Regions from separate parts of the Homo sapiens genome. Here region 2 is linked to region 1. A link is a loop called in an ENCODE intact Hi-C map of the cell type or tissue named here. Cell type or tissue: psoas muscle. All regions are shown on one strand. Links, peaks and the distances in the headings refer to the core of each region. The heading gives the core; the rest is flanking DNA. Region 1 has its middle 20 kb from the start of DMRTB1. Region 2 overlaps GLIS1 (GLIS family zinc finger 1).

Evidence for each region. Hi-C counts contacts between places; a loop is a spot of excess contacts. Peaks named below come from ENCODE experiments on the same cell type or tissue, not always from the same donor. Only the 100,000 strongest peaks of a DNase experiment are listed, where the experiment ranks them.
Region 2: a loop joins it to region 1, with 5 times the contacts of the local background. A loop is called at or near these places in 2 of 110 quality-filtered maps.

What each region holds. Positions count from the first base shown.
Region 1 is chr1:53,473,324-53,486,173 of GRCh38, reverse strand. No RefSeq gene overlaps it. Among named protein-coding and RNA genes, the nearest start is that of DMRTB1, 20 kb to the right of the region's middle. RefSeq lists an enhancer at 1,727-2,347. In psoas muscle, for the core only: a CTCF peak has its summit at 532 (motif pointing left); a DNase peak (open chromatin) is centred at 513; H3K27me3 peaks cover 1,695 bases.
Region 2 is chr1:53,532,370-53,547,495 of GRCh38, reverse strand. The region is part of intron 4 of GLIS1 (GLIS family zinc finger 1); the gene reads left to right. Among named protein-coding and RNA genes, the nearest start is that of DMRTB1, 81 kb to the right of the region's middle. RefSeq lists enhancers at 867-1,366, 6,167-7,134, 7,135-8,102. In psoas muscle, for the core only: a CTCF peak has its summit at 5,556; a DNase peak (open chromatin) is centred at 5,185; H3K27ac peaks cover 563 bases.

The DNA of each region.
Region 1 (12,850 bases), core at 1-8,000:
GAGAAGAAACAGCCCACCCTAGCCCCAGAGCCCAGAGTGCAGCCTTCCCTGCAGCGGGGATTTTCAGGCAGGTGAGCGTGAAAGCATGCAGTGGCCTGTGCCTCAGTTTCCTCACCAACATAGTCCTGGTGACTTCCCACGTGCTTGTGGAGGTCGGGCTGGTGAATAAATATCCTCGGAGCTGGGAGGCGTCCTTACAGGCAAGAGCACTCACGGGGCCCCACGGGGCATGGGTGGGGCCGGGCAGGGAGGCATAGGCCCCGTGGGCCCTCTCTCAGCCCGTGCCTCCCATCCACCCCTCCACTTCCACACCACCTGGGTGAGGAGGGCACCACCACGGACCAACGGAAATGGGGGCCTAGAGGGCACTGGCAGGACTGGCCGCAAGTCTCTGATGGAGGACAGGAGAGACCCTGCTTCATGGAAACTCAAAATTGTCATCGCAGCTCACATCCCCTTGGAAACACATTGAGTAAAGACGAGAGCGTCCCAGTCTCCGCTTGGAGGAGGGCTTGGGCTAGGTCCTGGCGCCCCCTCGCGGCCACTCCTTTGCCTTCCCCACAAGCCCCTGGCCATAAATAAACCAAGTCGTCAGGGAAGATTGGAACCCAAAGAACCTTGGAGGCTGCTGATCCCCGCTGGCCCCCACAGACCCCTTCCCTCGTCTCTTCCTCCCTATTTCTGTCCTCCTGGTGATAGCCTAATTTGTAAAGGATGTGTTGACACTCACTTGTCTCTTACCACCTCACGATCACTCCAATACCCTTCTTGTTCTCTTTAGTGCCACTCTCAGCCCACTACTCGGAACCCAGGCCTCTCCCGCCTGTCCCGGCTTTCTTTCCATCCCCCGGCTGCCTCCTTTTCAGGCTTCCGTCCCTGTCCGCAGGCACCCTGCCCCTTAGGACTGCACACCACATCTGCGCGGACAGCATCCGCTCTCCATCCCCAGTGCAGGGTGCCCTCCTGAGCTCAGCCCCAGGAAGCTGCCCCCCACCCCTTCTGCAGCTTCTCACAGACATTCCTGCTCAGCACCCCAAAACCCTTCTCCTACTTTCCCATCTCAGCACATCACCCACTTAGGCCAGAGATCCGGGTGCTGTCCTGATTCTTGGCTGAGACTCCCCTAAGAAGGGGTCTCACAGGCTCCAAATGGCACCTGGGTCTCCAGAGCCAGCTCAGCAGACAGCACATCTCATCCCTGTTAGCTGGCTGCATACACTGGGTGTGCTGAGTCTCCCGGAGGTAGAGGCGAGTGGGACAAAGTGAAACTGCGTCCTCCTGACCAACAGACAGGGATGGGAGCTGGCCCGGCCCAGGCCCGGCATGGCCTCACCATACACTGTGCCTGCGCTCCCTGGACTCCAGGCCTCCGAAGATGCTGTTCCTTCTGCCTGGGACACCCTTCTGTACAATACTAATGCCTTCTTGCTCCTTGACACCAAGCCCGTGTGTCACTTTTTGGGAAGCATTCACTGATGCCCAGGCTGGTAGCCTCTAAGGCATGATCCCGTGCGACCTGGCCCCTGCCTCTCAGCCCTGGGGAGTTTCTATTAGCTCCTCAAATATGAAAACCTTGTTCCCGCCTGAGAGCCTTTACACATGCCACTTTTTCTGCTGGGACCCACCTCTGTCTACCCTGTCCCTTGTTTCCACCAAGGAAAGCTTCCCTGCCTCTTCCAGCAGATCAGGGTCCTCCCATGTCCCCCAGACCCAGTCTCCCTGAATCTCAGTGCTGCTCCTCGGGGGTCAGTCTGCACACATCTGTCTCCTATAGAAATAACGATAACCCTTCCCAGCACCTGCTCTCCCACTGAGGCCTAAGCACTTTGCATACATTCATCCTTTATCACATGTCATAACCCCATCGTTACCCTTGTTTACAGATGGGGAAGTGAGGTCCTATGTCCTCCATCCAAAGCCTGAGTCGAGCACACGATCTGTGCCGGGGAGGGCTTCCCGACCCAGAGCTCTGACAGAACAGACGCCTCCAAATCTTGTTTAAATGGAAAGCAGCCTCGGGGCCGTTCCCACCACTGCCAGCCCTGGATGAAGGCCGGGCAGCCCCTTTCATGCTCTTTATTCTTTTGAACAAATTGTGAGTTTTACAGGATATCCAAGGCCTGTGGTGGCAAACACATGTTCCCATGGTGAGAACCATTGGACCTGCTGGGCACAGGGCTGTGAGTGCAGCTGAATGGCCACCCAGGCCCCTCCTGCCCCTGCTCTGCTGCACCTGGGCCCCCTTGAGCAGGGCCACATCCTAGCTGCCCCATTGGCCACTTCAGAGAGAGGACACAGCTCCCCTACCCCACCCTGGTGTCCCCTTCACACCCCTGGCTCCCACACTCACGGGCCTGACCCCCTCCCACCTCTGCAGAGGCTGCAGCCTCACAGCAGCCCAGGAAAGGGCACTGCTATCATTCCACTCGCAGAGAAGCCAGCTTAGAGAAGGGGAGGTAACTTGCCTGAGGTCACACAGCTGGGTCGGGAAGAAGCTGCGAATTAGAACTCAGGTCTCCTGGCTGCAAAGCTGATGCTCCCCACAACAGCATCATCTATGCCACCAAGGCCAAGAAAGCAGAAAGGTCTGTGTCCCTTGTGCCCTTCGCGTTGCCCTGCATTTACACTGAAAAAGCTGGAAGCGCTTGGAGGCAGAGATGCTGCATTCCAGGCCTGGCTCTGCTCCTCGGGAAGTCACTCACCTCCCCAGGCCTTGGTTTCCCCTTCTGAAAACAAGGAGGATGAACCTGCGCTGTGTAGCCCCCATGCTTCAAAGAACGCAGCCTGGCTGAGTGGCCTCAGGCACTGTCACCTTTCCCGGGTCACACCGCTCTGGATGGTGCCTGTTAGTAAGAAGGTTCTCCACATCCTCCTTCCACCACTTTTGCAGGTAGCCCTCAGGAGCATCCATAACAGCTGAGGATGTTTTAATCTAACGTGCATTCTCCAGCCACAACTTTGATTTTCAAAATAAAGTAACAAGTGCCCCCTAAAAACTGTGAAACTATATAGACTCAAAACGAGCAACCCCCTCTTTTCTGAGGGCCATATTTGGGGAGAACCTCTTGCCTCATATTGAAGCACATGTAGTAGCTGCCCTTCCTCAAGGGCCTAGGGGAGTGCTCTGGCTGCCGGAGGCCTCCTCTGGGGCTTGGATCCTAACACACTTTGAAGCCTGGGGCGTGTTCGGACCTGCTTGGCATGACATTCAAGGCCCTTCCGGCATCTGTTCTCCAACCGCTTCCAGCGCATCTCTTGCCCCACCCTCTCACCCTGTGCTCCAGCCACATCTGCTGGAGTCCCTCCCTTAGCCCCCCAGGAATACTTTGCCCTCAAGGGGACAGATGTTTGGAGGGGAGGGCTACAGAGCCCAGTGGGTTGGGGCAGGCATCTGAGAAGATGCCATCAAGCTGAACCAGAATGAGGACGAGCCAGGCAAGGAGAGCATTCCTGGGAGAGGAAACGGTAGGAGCAAAGGCCCAAGGTGGGGACGAGCTCAAAGGAATGGAGAAAGGCCAGTGTGGCTGGCATGCGGGGGGTGAGAGAAAGGAAGGGGAGTAGCAGGTGTGGGGAGAGGTGGACCAACAAGGACCTGGGCAGTGACATCCACAGCAGCCCTGCTCCCCGCAGCGTAACCTGCATGCCCACATGCCAGAGGAAGAGCACGAGAACCCCAGGATGCCCCCAGAGTACCCTGTAGCAGAGAAGGCAGCAGCACACAACACCACACCATGGGTGAATGTGAGCAACGTCATATTCAGTGAGGAAGCCTCGCCCCAAAGACTACATCCTAAAACAGCTGTTCAAAAGACCATCTAGGCATACACATGGATGCAATGAAATCCAACAAGCAAAGCAAGTGCAGGAGGCAAAGGGATTCCGGGTTCTGGCTGCTGAGGCCGGAGAGGTGAGAGTCAATGGGGGTCCGCTGGCTGGAGGTCAGATACTGTCCGGGCCTGGATTTTTGTCTGGAGCAATGGATTCATGGGTGCTTATCACATTATTAAAAACAAACAAACAAACAAGTGAAGGTGTCCTGGACCAATGATGAGTGTCTCTCATGTACCAACCTGGTGGGGGCCAGATGGCTCCAAATCTCAAGGCCCAGGCCAAGGGTCAGGGGGTTATTTGAAGAGCAGTAGAGGCCATTGGTGGGTTGGGGGCAGGGGACTGACCTGATGCGTGTCGTGTGGGGGTGGTTACTCTCCCTCTGCAGGTCACAAGCAGATGCAGCCTCCACCCTGCTCCGTGTGCAGGGGGCTGACCCCCACAGACAGCATCTCCTGGGCTCCTGCACTCTCTGGCTTCCAGTAGGAGACCAGCAGGCAGGAGGTAACAGAATTTGGAATTCTCCTCTGAAAGGTACATGGCTATACCTTGTACCATCTGCCAGTAGATAAGAGGCATGGTGCTGGCAGGACCTCTGGATTTCCGAGGATGCGTACACCACACCTGGGAGTGCGGCTCTGACCTACTTCCTGGGAAACTGGTGAGGCTGCCAGTTTTGGAGGGGCTCCAAGTAAGAAAGGGCTGTGCATTAGGTCTGGCTACAGTGCGAGCTGCCCTGACACACAGACCTTGTGACCCAGCAGATCCAAGGGAGCGTGGAATGTCTTAGGCAGGTTGGGTGGCAGGTGGGAGTGACGTGCCCCCAGTGTCACAGCACAGAGCCCTCTGCCTTGGAGCCCTGATGCTCTACTCATCAGCTGCTCTTCCGCATTAGAAAGGCAGCTGAGTCTGGCTACTGGCCCTGGTAGAGACCGACCTCTATGGCCATGGGACGCCCAACAGCTGTGTCCCGAGCCGCTGGCTAGATGTCTTCCTGTTGCGCACCCACCCCTGCCCCTAATTTCTCTCCCTTCTCCTCCCTTGCTCTGTGCCCCAGGAGGCTGACCTGTGGGGAGTGCATCAAGGGGCTTTGGGGCTCTCTGGCTTCTGGTTAGGCTCAGCATTGAGGAGCCATAGCAGGAGACTGGAGGGTGGGGGAGAGAGAGTCTTTCTGCTCCCAGCGCCCTTCCTGTAGGCTGTCCCTTGATGGGAGTCACAGCTGACTTCTCTACGGCACTCTCTCTTCCCAGGGTCCACCAACTGTCCCATCCCCGCACCCCTCCAGGCTTAATGGTAAGGGCGCTCTCTAGGTACCGCGCTACCCCTCGTTCCCCATTTCCTGTCAAATCTTTTTATTAGTTCCTTTATTAAGTCTCCTTAAATTGTCTTAGTTTGAATGTACTATCCGTTTCCTGCTGTATGATGATACAAGTGCACGTCATAAACCAGGTGTGCAGTCAGAATTCTAACATGGCCCCAAGAGCCCGCCCCCTGGCGTACATGGCCATAGACTTCCCTCCCCTTGTGTCTAAATATGATGGGACAGTCAGTTCTACAATTACATTATATAAAACTATCATAGCAGACTGGAGATTGTCCTGGCTTTGAAGAAGAAGTTGCCTGTGTTGAGAAGGCCACGTGGCTAGGACAAGAGCGGGAGTTAAGAGTGAGTTCCAACTGGCAGCCAGCAAGAAAACAGGACTTCATTCCTACAATTGTAAGGAACTGAATTCTGCCAACAACCTGTATGAACCTGGAAGAGGACCTTGAGCCTCAGATGAGATTGCTGTTTTGGCCAACACATTGATTTCAGCCTGGTGAGACCCTGGGCAGAGAACTCAGTTATGCTGCTACCCAGTTTCTGACCTACAGAAACTGTGAGCTAGTAAATAGGTGTTTTAAGCCACTGCATTTGTACCAATTTATGGCAATAGAAAATTGATACACTAGGTTTCATCTGCTCCTCCAAATCATAGAGTTGGGTGTGAGCAGCCTTGGTGAAAGGAGACCCTCTATGAGCAGCAGCACTCAGCATGCAGCATTCTTAGCATTTAATGGAAACACATGCACAAAATTGGGCTGGAACAGGTCCAGAAGTTACAAGTAAATTATATGAACACCTGGCCTAGGTTCCTTCAAAACCTGCTGCTGCTTCTTTGCCATGTCTTTTGTGAAATCCCCTTTGACCAGTTAACAGAAGAGAAACCTCTGGAAGCTTGGCTTAGAAATGGGTGTGCATGGTATGCCAGCACTAGCCAGAAGCATGGAGGCTGCATGACAGCTCCACTCAGGGACTATCCCAAAAGACAGTGGCAAAAGGAGATCCTCCTGTGGGCAGAGAACTTCAACTGGTTCCTTCAATTGCTCACTTCATGGAAGGAAAGACAGGCTGAGGTATGGATTTGCATCAATGCATGGGCAGGGATTTACGGGTGCTCAAGGAATGGGAAAAAATGAGATTGGAAAATTGGTTATAAGGAGGTAGGTATGTAGCTAGACCTCTCAAAACAGGCATACCAGCACTTTGGGAGGCCGAGGTGGGAGGATCACCTGAGGCCAGGAGTTCAAGACCAGCCTGGGCAACATAGCATATGTTGTAGAGACTCTGTCTCTACAAAAATAAAGAATATATAAAAATTTTAAAATTAAAAAAAAATTGTAAGGCACAGTATGGGAAGATATTCATGTCCCACATAAATGCCCACCAGGAGACAACCACTGCAGAGGAGGCTCTCAATAACTAGGTAAACAAGAGGACCCATCCTGTGGGTATCAGTTAATCCCTTTGCCCAGCTAGTCCTGTCCTTGCTCAAAGGGCTCATGAACTAAGTGACCATCAAAGCCAGTGTCTTAGTCTGCCTGGGCTTCCATAACAAAATACTACAGGCTGCATGGCTTACACAACAGAAATGTTTTCCTCACAGTTCTGAGGGCTGGGAAGTCCAAGATCAAGGTGTGAGCAAGGTGTGTGCACATGGGGGTGGGATGGGGAAGGGAGGGAGGGAGAGAGAGAGAGAGGGAGACAGAGAGAGAGAGAGAGAAAGAGAATGCACTCTGGTGTCTTTTTTATTTTGAGACAGTGTCCTTCTTTGAGACAGAGTCTTGCTCTGTTGCCTAGGCTGGAGTGCAATGGTGTGATCACGGCTCACTGCAGCCTTGACCTCTCAGGCTCAAGAGATCCTCCCACCTCAGTCTACTGAGTAGCTGGGACTACAGCCATGCTACCATGCCTGGCTAATTTTCTTATTTTTTATTTTTTGTAGAGATGGGGTCTTGCCATGTTGCCCAGGATGGTCTTTAGCTCTTGGGCTCAAGTGATCTGCCCTCCTCAGCTTCCCAAAGTGCTGGGATTATAGGCATGAGCCACCCTACCCAGCTGCCTTTTCTTTTAAGGACCCTAATCCTATTGGATCAGGGCCCCGCTCCTATAACCTCATTTAATCTTAATTAGTTTCTTAGAGTAATCTTGGCCCCATCTCCAAATACAGGCACTGTAAGTTAGGCCTTCAACACATGAATTTGGTGAGGGAGACATAAGTATTCAGTGCATAACCATAGGGAGAGGGGCCTTTCACAGGCGCAACAACAGGGACTTTTTTCACCAAAGCCAATTTGCCTACTGCTGCTGAGATCCCAGGCTGCCAATCACATAGACCAATGTTGCCCACTTGGCCATCCCTCAGGAAACCACGGTGATGGCAAGTTGATTACATGGAACAGTCTCCATCAGGAGGGGTGCTGAAATTCATCCCCAGGGAATCTGGACAGAGATTTGCCTTCTCTACTGGATGCTTCTGCCAGTAATGCCATCTGTGGCCATATGGAATGCCTTACCCATTGCCACACTGCAGTGCCTCCAACCCAGCAACTCAATGGATAGTGAGAGAAGGATGGCCACAGGCTTGCACCTAGTAGCTAGTCTGAGGGATGGTGGAATGGCCTGCTGAAGCTTCTGCTGCGGAGCCAGCGGGGAGGCAGCACACTGTGAGGCAGGGCCCTGTCCTGGAGGCCGGTGGCGTCCTTAGCCAGGGACCAGTACACGGTGCTGTCTCCCACCAGGAGTGTCCCCAGTCCTTCTTTTCTTAATAACAACTTCATTGAGATATAATTCACACGTCATATAAATTTCCTTTTTTAAGTAGCCAATGTGATGGGTTTTAGTACATTCACAGAGTTATGCACCCATCACCACAGCCCCCTCATTCTTGTACCTTAATAACCCACTTATGGAATTCTTGTTTCCCATCTCTGCAACATAACAGATAATGTTGGAGCTCTGCCCAGATTTCCCTCGGATTCTTTTTTCCCATTTTTGGGCCTCCTGGTTTTGGTGTATTTTTGTTTCTAACAGCCACACGTGAGGCTCTTTTTCAGAGAACATCCCTTGGACTCCCAGAGCCTGCCTGGCACACTGGCTCAGGCAGCTGGAGGTGGCTGGGAATTTACTTCACCGCTGGGGCAGCCCTTAACCATGGAGGGAGTCAGAGGCTGACAGCCAGCTGCCCCGCCTCATGTCCACCTAACTCCCAGGGGACACATACATGCCAGCGCTCCCATGTGCTCAGGCTCGGGCTGAGGCTTGCCTGAACTTGGGCCCTTCCTGGGGTTCTTCCCCTTCCCTGTCCTTCCCCTTCTCCCTGACTGGTCTCCCCTGGGAGTGCTTTCTTAATAAGTCACAGGTGCATGAAACCTCATTTTGGACTCTGGTTTTGAGGAAGCTGAACTAAGCAGGTTTGGAGGTCCTACTCCTCAAAGTCTTCCGCCAGGAAACACAGTTGTGATGCCGTTACCTTAGAAAGTGGGGCTGCTGTTGGCTACTCAGACTCCTCGTGCTATTGAGCTGACAGGCAAACAGTTACCACGGTGCCTTGGTTGGGTAAGCTCGATCACCATGCAGCAGCTGGGCTCTGCTGCCAGATGAGAAAAAGGGAGCTTTGCCTGGAACCTGGGCATCCACGGAGGTCAGGGAGAGGTGCTCCCATGTCCTCTAACTGCCAGGGGAAACTGCAGCAGGCAACCAAAGCAGGCTGACTGGGGATTCGGGCCTGGCAGGACTGAAGAACTGGGTCACCTACCAGGTAGAGAACTATCACCAGCCAAGGGGCTCCAAGGGTGAGGGGAGCATGGGGTGGGTGCTGGAAGAAAGAAGCCATGATGACTGTCCTCTGCTTCTTGGTCAGCTACAGACGTGGTGACTACAGCCACTGCCTGCAGGCTGTGTTTATTGGTTGATTTCTTTCCCCATCTCCTACCATTGAGTTAGGGTTCTGGTTTAGGCTTCTGGTGGGAGCATGACTGAAATGCCATTGCTGCACGCTGACTCGGTGGCTGACGGGCTCTGTGTCTCTGCCCCCATTTTGGAAACTAGAGTTTCTTGCTCTGAAAGAAGGGCAAGAATAGACATTGAGCAGCAAAGGGGCAGACTGTGTTAGTCCTGTCTATCCACCCCGCCCCAGCCTATTCTTCGCCCTTCTCTGCCCTGTTCTTTGCCACATGAGGCTGAGCCAGGGTGTGTGAATGGCCTCGCCCAGGCCCCTTGACCCTCTGCTGTCGGCTTGGGTCTGGACAGTGGATGGCACTAGCAAGAGAGCAGAGGGCAGGAGGAGAGCACGGCAGGGATGCTTCTCCCGGGTCCCTCTGTGTGCAGGGCTGCTTTTCCTGGCTGCAGTCACATGTCTTCATGAGCACAACCGCACAGGGCAGACCTTCCTCCACAGGCTCCCATTCGCTCTGGGATCTGGGGACACCAGTTTGTCCCTTTGGCCCTGGGATGGTAACGAGTTCCTGCTGCAGCGTCTCTGAGGGCACCAGTGTCTCTTTGTTTCCCTTAACCCTGCCCACAACTCTAAGAGTTGGTGGACTGTGATTAATCAAGAAATTAAATCTCTTGAACCTACCAAGTTGGCCTCCGTTTCCTACCAGAACCCCCACTGCCAGGACACCTTTTAGACATACAGTCAGAGAGGCTGAGACAACAAAGGAGACATAAGTCTGGAGCCCAGGCGAGCCCTCGCTGCACACAAGATGGAGCAAAAGCATGGACCTGGATGAGCACCCCAGAAGAAGAGCATCCACAAGAATAAAGGAGGGGCTGAAGCCCCAATAGCCAGAGGGCAGGCAGAGAAGGAGGAGGAGCATGAGTGAAGGAGGGGCAGCCCAGGAGGCAGGAATCAGATGAGAGGAGAGTGCTGCCCTGAAGTCTGGAGAAGTGTGTGCAAATGCAGCGGGAGGTCAAGGAAGCAGAAGACAGAGAACTGTCCACTGGATTTGGCCACGAAGTTGTGGCTGGTGATTTCAATCAGTGAGTGAGATGTAATCCTTACCCTCGAGGTAAGAAGAAAGAAGAATTGCACAGAAGAAACAAGTGCAATAATGTCTTGGAGACATATGCAAGCCATGCCTGGCAGCAACGGACAGAGAACAAAGGAGAGCAAGGCTGGACTTCTGGGGAAGCTCAGAACAGGCTCCATGGAGTAGGGAGGAGGCCCCGTGGGAGGGGTGACCCAGGCAGAGGGTGCTGCGTGAGCAAGGGCTGAAGGCATTTTGGGAAATTCTAATGCAACGGGGACAATGTGGCATAGAAACCCCCGAAATGGTCAGCTGAACTGGAGGTTGTGAGAGGACTTTGATTACTGACCTTTGCCTCTCAATCCCCCAAACAGCGGAGAACCAGGGAAGAGTTTTATGTGGGGAAATGCTCATATCTGGGTATTCGGACGCTCATGCTGCAATGCATAAGGACAATATCTAGCTCATCCTAAGGGCCCAGCACAAAGCCTAACATGTCCTAGGCACCCAATAAATGCTATTGCCTTAGTGGATAGAACATGGGCTGTTTCTGATGTTGCAGATGGTGGCTGACATCACTCCATGACTGATGTGAATATGCCACGGTAGTAAAAAAAAAAATCAGTCCAAATTGAAAAATTAAAAATCCAAGAGCCAGATGTAGAAAACCACTGATTTAATTAAAGACTGACAATGGAAATGGCCAGGGTCTCAAAACCAGGTATGTTTTGCACATCAGAACAAAGTGTCATGATATCTTGCTTTCCCATGCAAAGGGGGGACAATTGTTCCAGCAAGTGGTCGACAGCGTTGGGAGGCAACTCAGTGTTTGGTGGGAAACTGGATTATAGCTGGAAATTAATTGTCCATGAATGCGGAGAAACAGCCAAGTCCACGTGGAGTGTTCCATGGATTGCATCTACTACCAAGAAGAAAGAAACAAAGAAAAGAAAACAGATTTTCTGATTTCAATTAAAAAAAAAAAAAAGAAAGAAGATGAAGAAAAGACACCACCCAGCAGCTAATTACTCACAGGCCAATGCCTGTGCTAGCTCAAATGCAAGAGCTGACATGATAAAATGTTAGCATCTTGCGATCTGCTGTTAATAAAATGTAGCACAAAGGCACAGAGGAGTTTTACATCTGCTCACAGGATGCCGCACAGCTTGGGGAACCCTCCCCAGCCCGCCTACCCAACTGCTCGCTCACCAGGACTGTCATGAAACCCCTGATCCTAGGCTTGGGAGAAGCAAAGGATGCTGTTGTATGGAGGCTGGACAGTTCCAGAAGGGGTAAGAGGTGAGGCTGGAGCCTGCTTACCCAGACATCCTCCGCAGACTGGCTAAGGGTCTATCCTGAATGCAGTGGGATTGGCGTAGTGGCCCTGCTTGAGAAGAAAACCTTAGCAGGAGAAACCTTCAGGAAATTAAGTTAGCAGTCATAGCAAAAGATTGGAAACAACCTAAACGTCTCTTAGTAGGATTAAATAAGGGTGCATCAATTCAACGAAATACTACACAGCTGCTAACAAGAAAGAAGATGTGAGGATCTTCAAGCTCTAATGCTGAAGTTCATAACTGGGGTCCTAGAGAGAATTAAGGGCTCTGTGAACTAGGATGAGGGAATCACAGCTTGATTTTTCACTAACCTCTAACTATAATTCAGTGTCTCCTTTAATTATGAATGTAGGCCCCAAAACCCCAGTAGAATTAGCTGTGACTTGGTCACTGACAGAAATCACAGATATTCTCGTCTCACTTTACGGTTGTGGCACGTATCTCAAAAGATCAATTACATCACTACTTTGAAACTATTACTAGTGATTAGATCCACGGCTAGACCTTGGTATTTAATGTGTTAGCCAGGAATAACATGTATTACTAAGTGGCAAATGTATTTCTCTATTTTGACAAGTGTATTAAACCTAATTGGTTTCCTCTATAACCTTATGCGTTTTGTTTTATCCACTTAAATCACTACTCTAAGAAGGGGTCACTGGCTTCACCAGACTGACGATGGGGTTCATGGCATGAAAAAAAGGCTCAGAAACCCTGATCTGATGTTAACAAACATAGTGACATGCAAAAGTGTGGATCATATGCCACTGTATGTGTGTTTGTTCAAAACACAGATCAATTGAACAGAATAGAGAACCCAGAAATAGGCCCACATACATCTGCTCAATTGATTTTTAACAAAGGCACCAAGAAATTCAGTGGAGGAGTCTATGGTGCTGGAGCGACTGGACATCCACAGGCAAAAAAAGGAACCTTAATCTACACCTCAACACCTGATACAAAAATTAATTTGAATGTGAACTGTAAAACTGAGTCAGAATAAATGGGATGGATCTTATCGATGTCAATATTCTGGTTGTGATGTTGTACTGTAGTTTTGCACAATGTCACCATCGGGGGGAGCTGGGTAAATGGTACACAGGATTTCTCTGTATTATTTCTTACAACTGAGTATGAATCTATAACAACCTCAGAATTAAAATTTAATCTAAAAAAGCTTTTATATGTATAAATTATCTCTGGAAAGAGACACAAAAAAGAGGGATATCTCTGAAGGATATAAGTGAGCATGAGAAATAGAGGTGGGAAAACATATCTGTTCCTTGCTCATACTTTAAAATTGTTTACCATGTTTGTGCATTATTTATATTTATAATTAATTATGTTTAAACAAAAACAAACAAAAAGCCTGGAGAAAGATGAAGAAATAACCATGA
Region 2 (15,126 bases), core at 2,349-10,348, 59 kb before region 1:
ATCAAAGGCAGGAGCCAGCAGTGAGAAGTACAGTAGAGCTCAGGCAGGTTCCGTGCTGACGAGGGGAGATGGAGGTGGCCAGACCAGGGTGCATTGTTGGTCTTGCCACCTTCAGCCCCATTGAGCATGCAGCTCTTGGCTATTGCCCTCTCTCTGGCTGTGAAAAGACAGCCCCGAGGCCAAGGATCAGAGGGCACTGGGCTGGGAGTCTGGAGCCCTGGCTCTCTGTCTCTGTGTCACCACTGACATGTACTGGGCAGCCTTGAGCAGGTCTTTTCGCCTTACCCAGCCCCAGTCTTCCCATCTGCAAAATGGGTAGACGTCCTCTAACATCCCTTTCAACTCAGACCTTCTGGGATTTTAAAAGAAAAGAGCCTTTCTCCTTCCCCAGCGGTGAGGTGAAACAAGGGTGGCTAACCCTGATCGAGCACAGCGTTGCAGTCAGCAAGCATGCCCTGAGCACCTGCTGTATGTCCAGTCCCTTGTTGGGCCCTGGAATAAGAGGCCAGTCAGGACCAGGTCCATTCTGTGTCAGCCTTCCATACCCAGTCAGGGGAAGAAAGAGGCGCAGAGCCCGGCAGTTACAATGCTTGAGTCCAGGGGCTGTGATGGAAGGAAGGGCATGGTGGGGGACCCCAGGGCAGCCTAGTCTTAACAACAGGGAAATCTAGGAAGGCTCCCTGGAAGAGGTGGCTTATGAGCTGAAGCTTGGAGGATGAGCAGGACTCAGCCAGATGAAGTGGCAGGAGAAGAACATTCTGGAAAGAGAATGATGGCCGCAGAAGAGAATGATAGCAGCAGAGGCACCTTGGTGTCGGTTGCATGGAGTGTGCCACCTGTTGCTGGTGTATTGGCACTGCTGGATGGACCCTGTCCCAAGGCCAGATTGACGAGCCCTGCCATCTCTCATCTCATGTAGTCGTTGCAATAAACCTGCAAACAGGGAGTGTTAACCCCGTTTTCCAGAAGACACCTCCAGGACCAGAGAGGCTGAGTAACGTGCCTGAGGACACAGGCGAGTAAGCAGCAGGGCTGGGACTTGAACCTGGTCTTCCTGATCCGAAGCTGCACCCCATCCAGATGGCTCAGGGATGTGTCCCCAGACATTTGGCTGAGGCTGCAGAGATGGTGTTGAGGGAGCACTCGCTCCTCCCCAGTGCCCCATGACTCTTGGCTGCTGCTGCAGAGTGAAATGTCATCCTCGCCCTCCCTGCCAAGGTTTGTGGCGTGGGCTTGCCTCTGGCTCCTCTGCTCTTAGGAGTGAGTCTGCCTGTCACCAGTATCTAATTACACCAGCCCCCTGCCTCCTCAGGCGTCCCTGGCCATCATGTGTGAAACAGGAGCTTGGTGGCGTCACCCTGCGAGGAGGCACCCACATCCTTCAGTGCATCGGTGGGTGGGTCTCACTTCCCTGATGCAGGCACACCACTGTCACCATGAGCTGTATCCCCTGCCCTTCGGCAAGTTGGTCCCCATCCATGTCTTCCTTAATCCTCAGATCCCCTCTGGAAGCCATCGTGTTGTCCCTGTATTCTTATGTGGAAAATGAGTCCAGAGGAAAGCCCTTTGCTCATGTCACGTAGGACAGGAGCCAGCGCATGGACCGGATCTGGCTCCAGATGCAGCAGGGGGCATCCAGGGTCCCGCCCTCTGCAGCGACTCACGCAAGGGCACACGTAGCACTAGGCAAGAAGTCTAGAATTGTGACTAAATCTGTCCATGAAAGTATGACGCTGCCCACTGTAAATTTTTTTAAACTTTAGCAAAACAACATAGTGTAAAATATAAAGCAATAAGTATAATATGTAAAGAAGTAGAAAGTAGAGAGTGAAATGTAAGGAAAAAAGGAAAAGTTATCCCTAACTACACCACTCAGAAATAACCATTGTTTAATATTTTGGAGTATTTTTCCAGGCTGCTCTCTGTGTGTATAATTACACTCTTTACTAAAATGGAATCATACTATACTTACTGTTTAGGTACTTGATTTTTTCACTAACAGCGTATTTTGGGTGTCTGGCTATGAACAGTTAGCTGAGTGAATAAGCGAGTGAGGAAATGAATGAATGGCTGATGAATGACTGAATAAAAGCATGACAGTCTGCCCCATGATGCCGCCGGACAGGTCAGGCTTTGGGGACTCTGCCCAGACTGCCTTCCTGAGGAGCCAGGAGCCTGTGTCTACCCCATCAGGCCCCCTGTCCTTGGGGTCCATGGACCACAGTGTCTCTGCATGGGGTTGCAGGTAGTGTAGACTGTGTTACTGCCGTGTTGATGCTGACTCTCCACAGCCCTGGGAGGGGTGATACTCTACTGTCATTACCTCCCTGGCAATGCAGACAAATTAGGGTATTAGGTGGTTTTCACAGAATTGGAGGGGAATCAGGATTTGAATCCAGGTCTGGATGACTCTTGAGCACTCTGTTTCCCACAATGAGCACACAGGAGCAGGAAGAGCCTGCCCTAAGGATCCAGGGGCCTGCAAAAAGCTGGTGGCAGGGGAAGCCTTGGGGAGCCTTGCCCTCTCTGGGCTGCCTTGGTGTCCCCACCCACAACATGAGGTCCTTGGAGGTTTGGCCAGTACTGACATTGTGTGAGGCTTGGGTTCCCACGCAGCCCAGCCCAGCCATTTGCATTTACCCCTGGGCTAGGGTGAACCCAGAGAGGCTTTGGGCCCAGGACCTGCCCCAAAGCCCAGAACCTCACAAAGAAACCAGTGTTGGAGCTGAGCCTGACTTGAGGGAATTCCAGGCTGAGGGAACAGCATATATAAAAACACATAGATATGAAGTTCTGATGGCCCAAGTGGTCAGTGTAACAGGAACCTGGAGAGGGACCAGGGAGCTTGGGGAGCCAGCTACAGCTGGAGGGTCCCCAGAGGTCAGTCGGCGAGATGCTGGAAGTGCTGGGCTGAGGGTGGTATCCTGAAGGCAGTGGAGCCACCCATAGGGTTTGGGAGTGGCAAGGAGAGGCTTGCAATTTAGGGGTCTCCCTGCTGCAGGAGAGATGATGGATCTGGGAGCAACGGCCAGCCTAGAGGTGGGGGGCCAGGGAAGAGAGTGGCAGGATGCACATGTACCTGGTGCTGCCCTGGCAAGTGAGCTGCCCGAAGGCCTCACTGTGCCCCGGGGGCCGGACTGCACCCTGGCTCCCAACCTTCCCCTTCTCCCATCTCCAGCAGAGTTGCGGGCTCCTCTCTTAGTCCTCAGCCCTATTGGCAACCCCGGGCTCCTGACTGGGCCCAAGTGCAATGCAGTGATCTATTTTCTGTAAATTATTGGTGCCCAGGTCATAGCCGAGCGGTTCAGCACAATGGCATCCTTTTCTTTTTGTCCTCCTTAATTTTAGAAGCCAAAGCTAAATGTTTTAATTTTATATTATTCCTGACATAATGCTAATGAGTTCCAGGCGTCCCTCTGAGTCGGGTGGCGCAGCTCTGCTGAGCCAGGCATCTGGGCTGGGCTGCGCGCCCCAGAACGGCTCCTCCCGCCACCCCTTGGTTCTCCATGGAGCTCCTCACAGCGTGCTTCTCCTCAGGGGCCCCTTCCTGCTCTCCCGTGTGGATGTAACTTTTCTCAGTGACACGGTCCTCTCTTGCAAGTGGTGGCCACGGGGTGTTTCTCCCTTGCCCAATAAGAGGGAAGGCTCATGTGAGAGCCGGATGGCCTGCCTGGCCGGCAGATGACCACTTCCCTCTCAGACCCCTGGGACATCCGAGATGCAGGTGAGGGGTGGGTCACCTCCCCCACACCCTTCCAGAACTTTCCAACCTGTTCTGAGCCGAACAGCTGGCGATTTGGGGTTTTAAGAGAGACCAGTGCGCTTACTGCAGTGGCTGTTGTTGCTAGCATTATTTTCTGTTGACATGGAAACATTTAGTCCTTTGTTTGTAGTCATTTCTTCCCCTTGGGCTAGTGTTTCCTAAATCAATAGACCACTCTGCTTTTGACTTAATGCAACATAAGCACAGGGGCCAGGGGTTTGCTATCAGACAGCCCTGGGCTCATTCCTCAACCCTGGCTCCATTCCCACTGCTGCTCTCACTCCTCAGGGGCCCTGGGCTCAGGCCCTCTGGGAGCCTCTGTCTCCTCATCTAGGAAAGGCGATTACGGTGGCACCTTCTGTCTAGAGCACTCCGGAGGTTAAACAAGGCAGTCCGCCGAAAGAGTAGCATGGCCTGACTTGAGGGCGCCCATCAGCGGCAGTTTTCCTCGCTTTTCCCGTGTCCACGTCCCCATGAGGGAGGACCACTTCCCCGTGAGGGAGGACTGCTAGTGCTCTCTGTTTCACTTATGTCAGGTCCAAACCTGAAGTCCACAAACTGGAGTGAGAAAGAGAAAAAAAATGTAACTTTAAATGTTCCTTTCACTCCCTTCCTATCCTGAGCCCCCACATGCTGGGTAGCAAATCTCTGGCAGTTCACAGATCACTGCCCATCTTCTCTCATAGTTGCATGCAAATTCTGGGTTTTGGGGGGCTTACACTGAACCAAGGGGCCCGTAGAGTCATTTATCACATTGACACCTGCTGAACCATCCTGCCCCATCTTTGGCCAGAATCTACTTGTCCCTGTCCATCTAAAGGCTGCCTCAGGGCCAGCCCAGACTCAGTGTCTTCTCCATAGTGCGGGGAGGGGACCTCCCTGAGACAGCCAGAGTCCTGCCTGGATGCCCCAGGTAGCCTGGGCCTTGCTGGGAGCAGCCCTGCTTCAGGTCCCACAGACCTATCTAGTGGTGCTGTCAGCACCCCCAGGGCGTAGCCCCAGGGGTGAAGGGGCAGAGCTCAGGACCTCGCAGCTTTTAGGGACCCATGCCATGTACATGCGTCTGGCTTCCCTCCAATGTCCCTGTCCCAGCTGGAGCATCGTTTGAGGGTGGAAGTACAGGAAGCTTTGCTCTTTCCTCATCACAAGGTCTCTCCCAGCCCCCAACTAATTTGGGAGGTGACTGCTGAGCAGCCAGCCATCTCCCCACCCGCCCCACACTTCCCTCAAGGCTCATTTGTTTGTTGCTTGGTTCTTTCATTCATTAACAGATGTTCACGAACACCCGCTCTGTGCCAGCCCCTGTGCTGGGCACTCTCCGATGGGTTTATGGCGGAAACATCATTTGAAATATTAACTGCCTGTGACTCATCCGTGTCCAGAGTTCTTTCCATTCGGCCCTGCGGCCTGGGATTTTGAAACCCAAAAGCCAGGAATTTGCTCCTGTCTGCTCTGCTTTCTGCTAAGTCATCTCCTTCCCCCCGGCGCTTGAGTGGAGGTGCAGTGCTATTCCACACGGACCCCTTTGACAGATGAAAACCGAGGCCCATCAGGGAAGGGGATATCCTCAGGGTTCCTGGCCCAGGGGGCTCCTCTGGCTGAGTCTGCTGGGCACCTGCTTATAACCAGATGTCACTGTGGACAGTGGGGCATTTGGGGAGGAGGCAGTGGCTCCCAACTGCTGAGAAGCTGAGTGAGCCCTTGAACAGAGGCCTCTGAGCCAAGGCTGTGGCCCTCCCCCTTCCTTAGCTTTGGTGAGTGATCACCCAGGTGCCATCATCACTGGCCACAGGAGGAGCTGTGGATTACAGACCTGTGCACCAGGCACCTTCCTCACCAAACTCCCCCAGCTGCAGGATGAACGGACCGAGCCTCAGACCCCCAGACAGTTTCCTTCACCACCTGGTGCCTCAGTTTACCCATCTCAAAAGCAGCAACTCCGTCCTGCCTCTCACAGGGCTGCTGTGATGCCAGGGAAGAGAAGGGCTTTGCAGATGGAGGCACTTGGCCACCGGATGGGTTTGCCTCTGTCTGTTCCCAGCTTCTCCTTCCCTCCCTGGTTGGTTTCCTTTGGTTTGTGTGTGTGTGACTGGTTTCCCACTGCAATTCACCTCCCTTCCCTAACTTGAGTGCGTGTGCAGGGCTGATGTCCTGGGTCTAGGCCATCACTGTTTTTATCCATCTACCTTTACTAAGTGCCCACTGTGAGTCCAGGCACTGGGCTGGATCAGTGCAGGAGGGTGTGATGTGGGCCACTAGGCCTCATGCACATATGGCCGTGAGATGCCAGCACAGGGCCAGCCCACCTTGGGGCCTCTTGGTCAATCATGTGGGTGGCTGGGTGGGTGTGGGGAGGACCAAGGCAGGTTAGCCTGGCCTATTGATACCACTGGCCCCAGGTGGCAGGCCAGACCAATTTAAAACTGTGGGCTGTCCCCTAAAGGAGATCTCCTGAAGGTAACCTTAGGAACTATTTGCACCCTCTGAGCAGCCCTGATGAGTACACATCATCCGGCTCTGTCCCTGAGCGTCTGGGACGGGAGGCTCACCATTTCTCCCGGTAGAGCTTATCCTGCTACTAAGCAGAGTCCTCTTGGTGGCCTCCCACCCCCAACTCTCTCAGGTCACTGTGGCTCCAGGAGCTACACACCAGTGGATCTTCCCAGCCCAGCTCCCACCCCCACACTCTTCACTGGCCTGGTGCTGAACACTGCCCCCTCGCAAGATGGAGGTCTCAGGCCTCACGGGACATTTCTGGTGGGATCTGAGCCTCAGGTGCACACTGGCAGGTTCTTTCCACCCACTCAAGACAGGGAGCTTTGCCTGTGGTACGTGTGTGATAATTCTGGTGACCTGACACTGGGTTTTCTTTCAGGCAGTGGGTGGAGAATCTCTGGCCTCCGCCCTCCCCAGGCAGCCCCAGATGTATGTTGTACAGTGCTGGGCATGGATGCGTCTGTCACCTGTACCATCGCCCCACTGCCCCATCCTGGGCAGGCGGTCCCTGGTGGGCAGGCAGCTCGGGGTGAAGCTCAGGAAAGGGAGGTGGCTGGGCCGGGGTCACGCAGAGCCAGGGCTGGACTTGGATCTCAGACCCAGGTGTTGCTCACCACCCCTCTCCTGCTATTTCTTCTTGGAACTTGGGAGAGGATCCCAAAAGGGGACTAATGTTACTGAGCACCTGTCCTGTGCCCAGTACCAAGGCCACACCCTGATGTCCACCGCAGGAGGACACCCCATTTGCAAGTAGAACACTGAGGCTCACAGGAAGAGGAGGAAGCACCTGAGCCCCAGGCCATCCCTGGGGGAGGGAGACCCCTGCTGAGGCCGTGGGGCGAGTTTGTTTGCAGAGAGGGTTGAGGCTGGAGGCCTGGAGAGACCGTTTTATTCACTGTGGCCCTCTTCTTCCTCCTGAAGCAGCGCTCACAGCCTCACCCCCAGGGCTTATGGTGAGGCACTGCACCACCTAAAAAGAATCCCCCAGCAAATGGGAACATGCTCCTCTCCGCTTGGCTGTGTGGGCGGGGCAGGCTGTGCGAGGCTCACCGCTGGGGTCTTATGTCTGCCTCTCTCCCTCCCAGGGCCGAGCTCTGAGAGGAGTGTGTGATGCTTGAATGGTAGGAGAGTGGTAAGGGACCGGCAGTCCTGGCCGCAGCATCGGGATGACAGTGAGAGAACTGGGAAGGCCTCAGGCTTGAGCCAAGCCTAGAGTGACAAGGAGGACTGGCCAGTGAACAGGGGCACCTTGAGCAGAGGACACCGCATGGGCAAAGGCGTGGAGGCGGCAATGTGTGGCCTGTGGCTGCAGCGTGGGGAGGGAAGTAGACATTGGGCTAGAGAGGTCAGTGGAGATCTCTCAGGCTATGCATGCTGTCCCCAAGGCCAGGCCAGGCCAGCCACCACTCAGAGGTCAGGAGGCGCAGTGGACCCAGCCCCTCAGTGAACCCCACACGCACATCCATGTTCCAGGTGGCCAGTTTCCACGTGTGCTGTGCTATGCGTGGGGCAGTGTGTCGGTGTGGCTGGTGGGTGGGGGTTAGTGTGTTTGTGAATGTGGCAGGTCTGGGGCTTGGACGTCTTTGGGTATATGTGTGAACATGTGTGTCCTGGCCTGTGTGTTTTTGTGATATGAGTCATGGGGTGTAAACACAGTTTATGTGTATGATGTGTAGTGTGTGTGGGGGGGTGTATACCGTGTGGTATGTGTGTGTGTGGTGTGGTGTGTGTATGTTGGGGGTGTGGTACGTGTGTGTGGGAGGTATGATGTGTATGTATTGGGGGTGTGCTGTGATGTGTGGTATGGTGTGTGTGTGGGGTGTGCATTCATGTGCTGTGGAGTGTGTGTGTGGTATGATATGTGTGGGTGTGTTATGTGGTATATATGTGGGGATATGGTATGTGTGGGTGAATTGGGGTGTGTGTGTTTAGGTGTAGTGTGTGTGTGTGTGTGTGAGGGAGTTTCTGGGTCTTGGTGTGTGTGTGTGTGTGAATCCATGTGTGTGTGTTGGTGTGTGTTGGGGCTGTCTCCGACGTGTGGCTTGGTTGGAGGGAGAGGTGTTCACATCAGAGTGTGTGAGTGTCCACGTTTCTGGGCCTGTGGCTGGTGGCTTGGTGTACATGTGTCAGCCATTCTATGCTGTGTGCTCTCTGCGGAGCCCTGGCCCCTGGCAGAGCCTCTTTCCTCATTCCAGACGATGTCTAGCCACAGCTCTGCACTGGGAGAGCCCCTGGATCCCACCTGTCCACTTGGGCCCAAGAGAAGCTGACTCAGCCCCTCCTGCACCTCCTACTTTCGGGGGTTCCACATGCCCTGGAAGGGTGACTCTCTTGATCCTTGCTGGCCGGCCACCTTTCCAGGAGATGCCTCAACTGCACTGCTGGGGACAGGAACCCATTTCTTGCCCAGACAGGAACTTTTGCCAGAGAAGAGCCCAGCCCAGAGCTGTCAGTGTGTTCCTGGTGAGGAAGGGTCAGGGTGTCTGCAGCCCCCACCCCCTCAGCCTTGAGATCCTCCTCCCAAGGACAGGCCCACCCGCATGGGCTCCCAGAGGAGGTGTATGGTCCCTCTGTCCTGTTCTCCCTTGCCTCACTGTGTGCCCCCAGCCCTCCCTGGCCTGCCAGCTGCTTATGAAGGCCCAGTGAGCAGATGGTCTTGCCTCTCATGGCAGTGCTCGATCATGGCTACCTGGGACCAGAGTGTGCCCAGGGCACAGACCTCGGCACTGGAGGTGAACCCAGGCTCCATCCCATGAGTGAGCGCTGGGACTCTGGCACTTCACCTAAACTCAGTTTCCACCTCTGTAACAATAGGGGTTGCAGGATTAGTGAGATGGTGTTTAGGGAGAGCTTGGCCCAGTCCTAGGCACATGGTCAATGTGATAGCTGCTGTTCTGCTCAGTCCCCGCACATGCCCCACTTTCCATTCATGTATGCAGGTGGCACTGCATCCCCAAACACCAGACCCTCGAGAGCCTCACGGTCCAAATCAAAGAGCCCGGGTCAGTGCCCTCCAGCCTCACCCCCAGGACCCTCCTCCCGTCTGTCCGTTCCATTCTTGCCTCAACCTCCCCACAGAGGACTGGCGAAGCCCCAAACTCTGAGGAGACCCTCAAGGAGCCCCACGGGGGAGCACAGGACAGTAACCTCAGGCCAGCCAGCGGCCCCTCCCAGAGTGCAGGAGCGAGGAGCGGCCCTCAGTGCCCAGCTTGCTGGCCTTTAAAGCTGGCCAAACGCAGGATTATTTGACATGTTGGAGAAGGAGCTGGCATTGCATTTCTCCCATCCACATCATTGTTGTAAAGTAACTTAAAAGTTCGTACAAAAATGAGAAGTTGATCCCTGAATGGCCTGCCAGACTTTTGTAACCCAATATATTTTACCCTTAAACCAGAAATGTGTTTATTTAGAAGCAAGTCACTGGCAAATGCTAAAACTGAAGGCATTTCCTCCCCTGCCCCCGTGCCATGCCCTGTTCCCCCAAACCTCCTCTTCACTCTGTGTCCAGATTCTTAGTTAGAGCATGAGAAACTGAACCCTGCCTCCTTTTTGGGCCATGCCAGCCGCAGGCAGGAAACTTGACATTCATTAGGCACCAGCTATGTGCCAGTTCCTACACTGGGCATATTCTTTTATTTACTTCTACCAGCCGTTTGTGGTGGCCCCATTTTAGAGAAGAGAAAAACGAGGACAGAAATGAGGCGTGACTAGCCCAGGTTCAGGCTCCCGGTGGTGGATCCCCAGCACAAACCTCTGTTTGCGTGACTTGATTTGCAGCACTTTGGTTTGCGGCATGGTGTCACCAACTCACATGTGAAACAGGGCCCTTGGTTCTTCCCCAGGAGCCAGAGGGAGAGAAGAGCCATCACCTAGTGCCAGCGGCACGCCAGGCACTGTGCTGGGGCTCCCCTGCATGCTCTTAGCCCGTCCACAGATGCATAAAAGGCTCTGAGTGTGGCTTGCTGAGGAAGGTGGACCCACCCTGCAACTTGAACGTCTGAGCCAGCCCCCAGCGGATCTTGGGCTTCAGCCCTCCCCCTCCCCAAGCCAGAGCTTGAGGGGTCCCTGGGCTTGGCCCAGAGGCGAGGATGCCACCCCCTGCCTGGCTCCTGGGATGGCTCCCCTCTGTCTTTCATCTCCTGCCCTCTGCTCTGTGAGCGGCACGCAGCAGTAATGGATTGCAGTGGACATTTTTCAATTAGGTTCTGATTTTCCCCTGCCTGTCACTATAAAACTCCAGATGGTCTGGGGCTTCACGGTTCCCGGGGTATTTTCCCCGTTTTTTTAATCTTCTGCTGTAACACACCCCACATGTGGGAATTGGGCCTTTCAAGGCTGTTCTGTGGATCAGCTGGTACTTTCTTCTCCACTGTGCCACCTGGTTTTCCTTTCTGCATGGAGGCATCCACTGTGGGCATCCTCCCTTCCCAGCGTCAGCTCTGGGGCTGGGCCCAGGCCTGGCCTTGCCCCAGGAATGGAACCTGTGACGCCTGGTTTGAAATGACAGTACTAGCTCCTGAGAGAGAACTTGTCTTTTGGTGCTTTAGGTAGGAGTCCCTGAGGCAGTGGCCAGAGTGGTTAGGGACACATATAGACTCATCAGCCAGACCCAAGGTCAGATTCCTGCTCCGTCACTGACTGGCTGTGTGACCTGGAGCCAGTGACATCACCCTTCTGAGCCTCAGTTTCTTATTCTGCAGAGTGGGCTGGGAAGTAGCTTCCTCAGCGGGGAACGTTGTCTGAATTAAATGAAACACACACAGCACTTGGCCTACGGTAGGTGTCAGAGAAAGTGTCACCCAGTCACTACTGTCATTCTGAATTCACCCCAACTTCATCTTCAAATATGTTTTACTGTTTGTGTATTTTGGGGTAAATAAGAAAAACCTAACCACCTATTCTTACATTTTTCAAGATTGTTATACATGCCTGCTTTTCCTTCTCCCCATCCTGGGTACCCCCTGCCCTCAGTATCACCTTCTCTGTTCCCATGGTGTGGGAGCCCTTCCTTCTAGCCAGATCAGTCTGTTGTGTTTTTGGTTATTTGAGCCAGTGTGTCTCAAATCCACCCTCGACAGAAGGTGCCTGTATCATTCTCTGCATGGACAGATGGCGTCAGAGCGCTGATGCCTCTGCACACAGTGGTTCACAGAGCCCCCACAGTGTGCCCCTTCTTACATCTGAGGTATCTGGTCTCTGACAAGTGAAATGAGCTCACCCTGATTCATCGGGTCGGGAAGCGTGGAGGCCAGCTTTGCACCCAGGCTGATCTGAAGCTGGAATGCATTGGTGTGGGTACGGGGGTTGGAGGGTACAGATGCCACCAAGCCAGCACCAAGGGACCAGATCATGCTGGCCAGAATGCCAGGGTGAGGATCTGTACATGTTGAGGCACTGGGGAACCATGCAGGGTTTGAGCAGGGAGGGACACAGAGCTATGGGCTTAAGTCTTCTTTTCAGATAGCTCGTGGAAATGGGTTGGGAAAGGCAGGAGGGAGGCAGGATGGCACCTGTGCAGTCACCCAGGTAAGTGATGCTGGGGTGTGGATTAGGGCAGTGGGTGGATAAGAAGAGAAGGGGGCAGACCTGGAAGGTGATTACAAGGTGGCATTTCCTGGGCTGGTGACTAGTTGGATGCAGGGCCCAGAGAGGAGGGAACATGTTCCTGGCTCAAGCATCCAGGTAGAAGGTGGGAGGTCAGGGGCCCCATACCCACCCAGCCATCCACCATGAGGGACTGAGAGGCCCCAAGGTGGGCTGGCCATGTGCCAGCAACTCAGGGCCATATGTGCTTGAGGCTTAGGGGCCCATGTCGCACCCTCCTGCACCGGTCCAGCCCAGTGCCTGGACTCACGGTAGGTGCTTAGTAAAGGTAGATGGAAGAAACAGTGACAGCTCAGACCCAGGGCATCAGCCCTGCGTGACCTGGGGTGGTCCAGCCAGCAGAAGTCGCACCAGAGTCCCTCAAGTGAAGAGCCTGTGCCACATCAGTCCTTGCATGGAGTGGCTTCTGTGAAGTCTTTAGAATCAAAAATCCCCAAATTTGCCTGCTGCAGAAGGAACCACTACCCCATGTGTTTGAATGAAGGGAGCCCCCAAAACTCCCATTTCTACTTTCACCTCTCCTCTCCCTGCTTCCCTTCCTTCTCTGCTCAATAGATCCTTAGCTGTTTCCAGAACATATCCCACCTCTTCCAGCCTCCCTGCTTTTGTTCATGCTTTGCCCTCTCCCTGGAATGCTTTTCCTGGCTCTGTGTTTCTAGCCCCTGCCTGGGTGTCAGGGCTGAGCTCCTCTGTGAAGGCTTTTGTAGCTCCCCAGCCTCTGCCAGCCAGAAGCCCCCGGGTCAGCCCCTTCCTAGGGCTCTGAACAAGTTCCAGTGTGTTTGGAGCTATGGGTCTTTGACGCCCTTGGGTCTCAGCTCAGAGCACACTGCCAGGCACACAGAGGGGCAGCTGAGTGAGGCAGGAGGATAAGAACCTGTGTGCTCAAAGAGGAGAGGATGAGTGAGTGACTCGCAGAAGTGCGTGAGTGGAAGGATGGGGGGTGCACAGTAGCAGGGATGGGGTGGGTGGTCAGGTGGGGGTGGAGGGATGGGGTGCACAGCTGGCTTTCAGGCCACAGGGCTTACCTTGTGTTGCAGGCACTTCTTTCTCAGGAGAGATGGCAGTTCTGCCTATGGCATAGCTCAGGCTCAGTGCCCCTGGCACAGGGGGAACAATCTCCCTCTCTGAACCCCCCACATAGAGGCACTCAGCCCTTGCAGTGGGGGTCCAGGGTCTGCTCTGCCAGCCTGTACCCTTGGACACTGGCAGCAGGAAGCAGGTGTCTGTCCAGGACAAATGTACCATAGAGCCTGAGGCGACCGGGATGTCAGGAAGGCCCCGCCCCAGTGGCACTCCCTGTGGTGCAGGCCCCATGGAATCATTACGATGCCCTCGGGTCGTGGTGCCATTACCTGAAGGTAAGTCCTCCCTCCACCTGAGAAACCAAGGTCGAAGCCAGGGACGTGCTAGATGGCTGCATTTCTGGTCTCACAAGCCCCATGCATCCATTCTGCAGCATCTGTGCCCCCACAACCCAATGGTGGGGGTTCCCTCCCTGCAGCCCTCCCAGCCCTACACAGCCTATGGATGGGGGCCCTTCAAGCCACACCCACCCCAAAGGCTACCTCGCACTCATTGGAGGCTGCTCCCGGGACCCAGAGAGCTCCCCCTGGGCTGGGTCTACACCAGGGTCCGTGTGTGTAACCCCTGTGCTGGCTGCACCCTGAGCATCAGCTCCCCATCTGTCAGTGGAGACAGTAATACTTGCCTACTGGGCAGTGAAGAAGATAAGGTGCCACATTTGTGACAGCACCAGGCCCAGCAGAACCAAGCACACAATAGGTGCTGAACTGATGGTCGCTCTCATCCCTCTTTCTGTGCCTCTGTTGTCCCCATCTGTGCAGTTGTTGACTAGGAAGGACCACAGGGACCTTGGCAGCCAGCTGCAGGCAGATCCCATAGGCCCTCAAGGCCCCTGGCGTGTCTGGGATGCTGGTCCTGATGGGGCATGACTCTGGCTCTGCCAGGGGTGCCTGCAGCATCCTCATCCCAGACCAGTCCTGATGGGGCAGTGCCCCTTCGTCTGCTGGTACCTCTGTTTCCACCTGGAGGGACGGGCCACTCTCATCAGGGCATCCCAGCCAGCTGCTCATTATACCCCAGCCTGTGGCTCAGCTCTGGAAAGTTCCAGGGGGCGGGGAGCAGAACAAGGCTGGGCCAACATACATGGGCACAGCACAGGCATCAGGGCACACGCACTTATCGGGGTACCTTTCTGCACACTGGGGTAAGGGGGTGTACTCACAGGGGTGCGTGGACTGCATGCCCAGCAACCCCCATATCATGCTTCTGTCCCACCCTTTGCCCCATGATTGAGATGCCAGCCCTGCTCTCAAGGAACTCTCAAACTCTCAGCCTGGAGGCATGGGGAGAAGGCCATGGCTGTGCAGGGAAAACCTACCCCACAAGCTCATGGGTGTCACAGAGGATGGGGTGGGGAAGTTTGAGGCAGGCTTCTGAGAGAGAGTGCTTAAGCAACAGGAGTAGATGTTTGCTAAAAGAGCAAATAAAGGAAAGGCATTCCAGGCCTAGGGAACAACTGAAGTAAAGGCCTGAGGGCATGGAAATTCCTAACAGAATTCAGGACTGTTCAGACACAGTCTCACTCCTGCAGATCACGCGTGGAGCGTCTGCATGGGAGAGGCAGTTGGGTCCATGTTGGAAGACCATGAACACCAAGCTGCAGATCCTGTGTTTGAAAAACGTATGAATTAGATGGTCAGAGAGTTGGAAGGGAAGGAGTCCCAGGAGGGGGACAGTCCGAATAGAGACAGAGCAACTGTGCTGAGCAGAGGGTTGGCCAAGGCAGGAATACACAGACCTCGGGGAGAAGATGATGTATCGATCATGGTCCACCTTCCAGCACTCTCCCACAGTCAGGAAAATGACGAAGCCTGGAGGAGTTATTGTCCTCTGCTGTAGATACCTCCCTGCCCTGCATGGGCCAGAGGGGAACAAAGGATGCTGAGAGGAAGCCCCACTCTCCAGCCCGGGCTCCCCCATCTCACGTTGGGGTGAACTTGGCACAAGGCCATTGCAGGCGAGCAAGGGAGGTGGCTTGCAGCCTATTTACTGCCCAAACAGGATTTCCTCCTGGTTTGGATGCATGAAAAAGGCACAACATCTGGAAGTAGGAAGCAGAACAGCTTCTAAAACCCAGCTGTGGGTGGCTCGCCTTGGACCCGCCCCAGCAGAGCACGGCCCCAAGTTGTGACTGGGCTTCCAGGGGACAGGCGCAGAGGGAGCTGTCCCGGAACCATCAT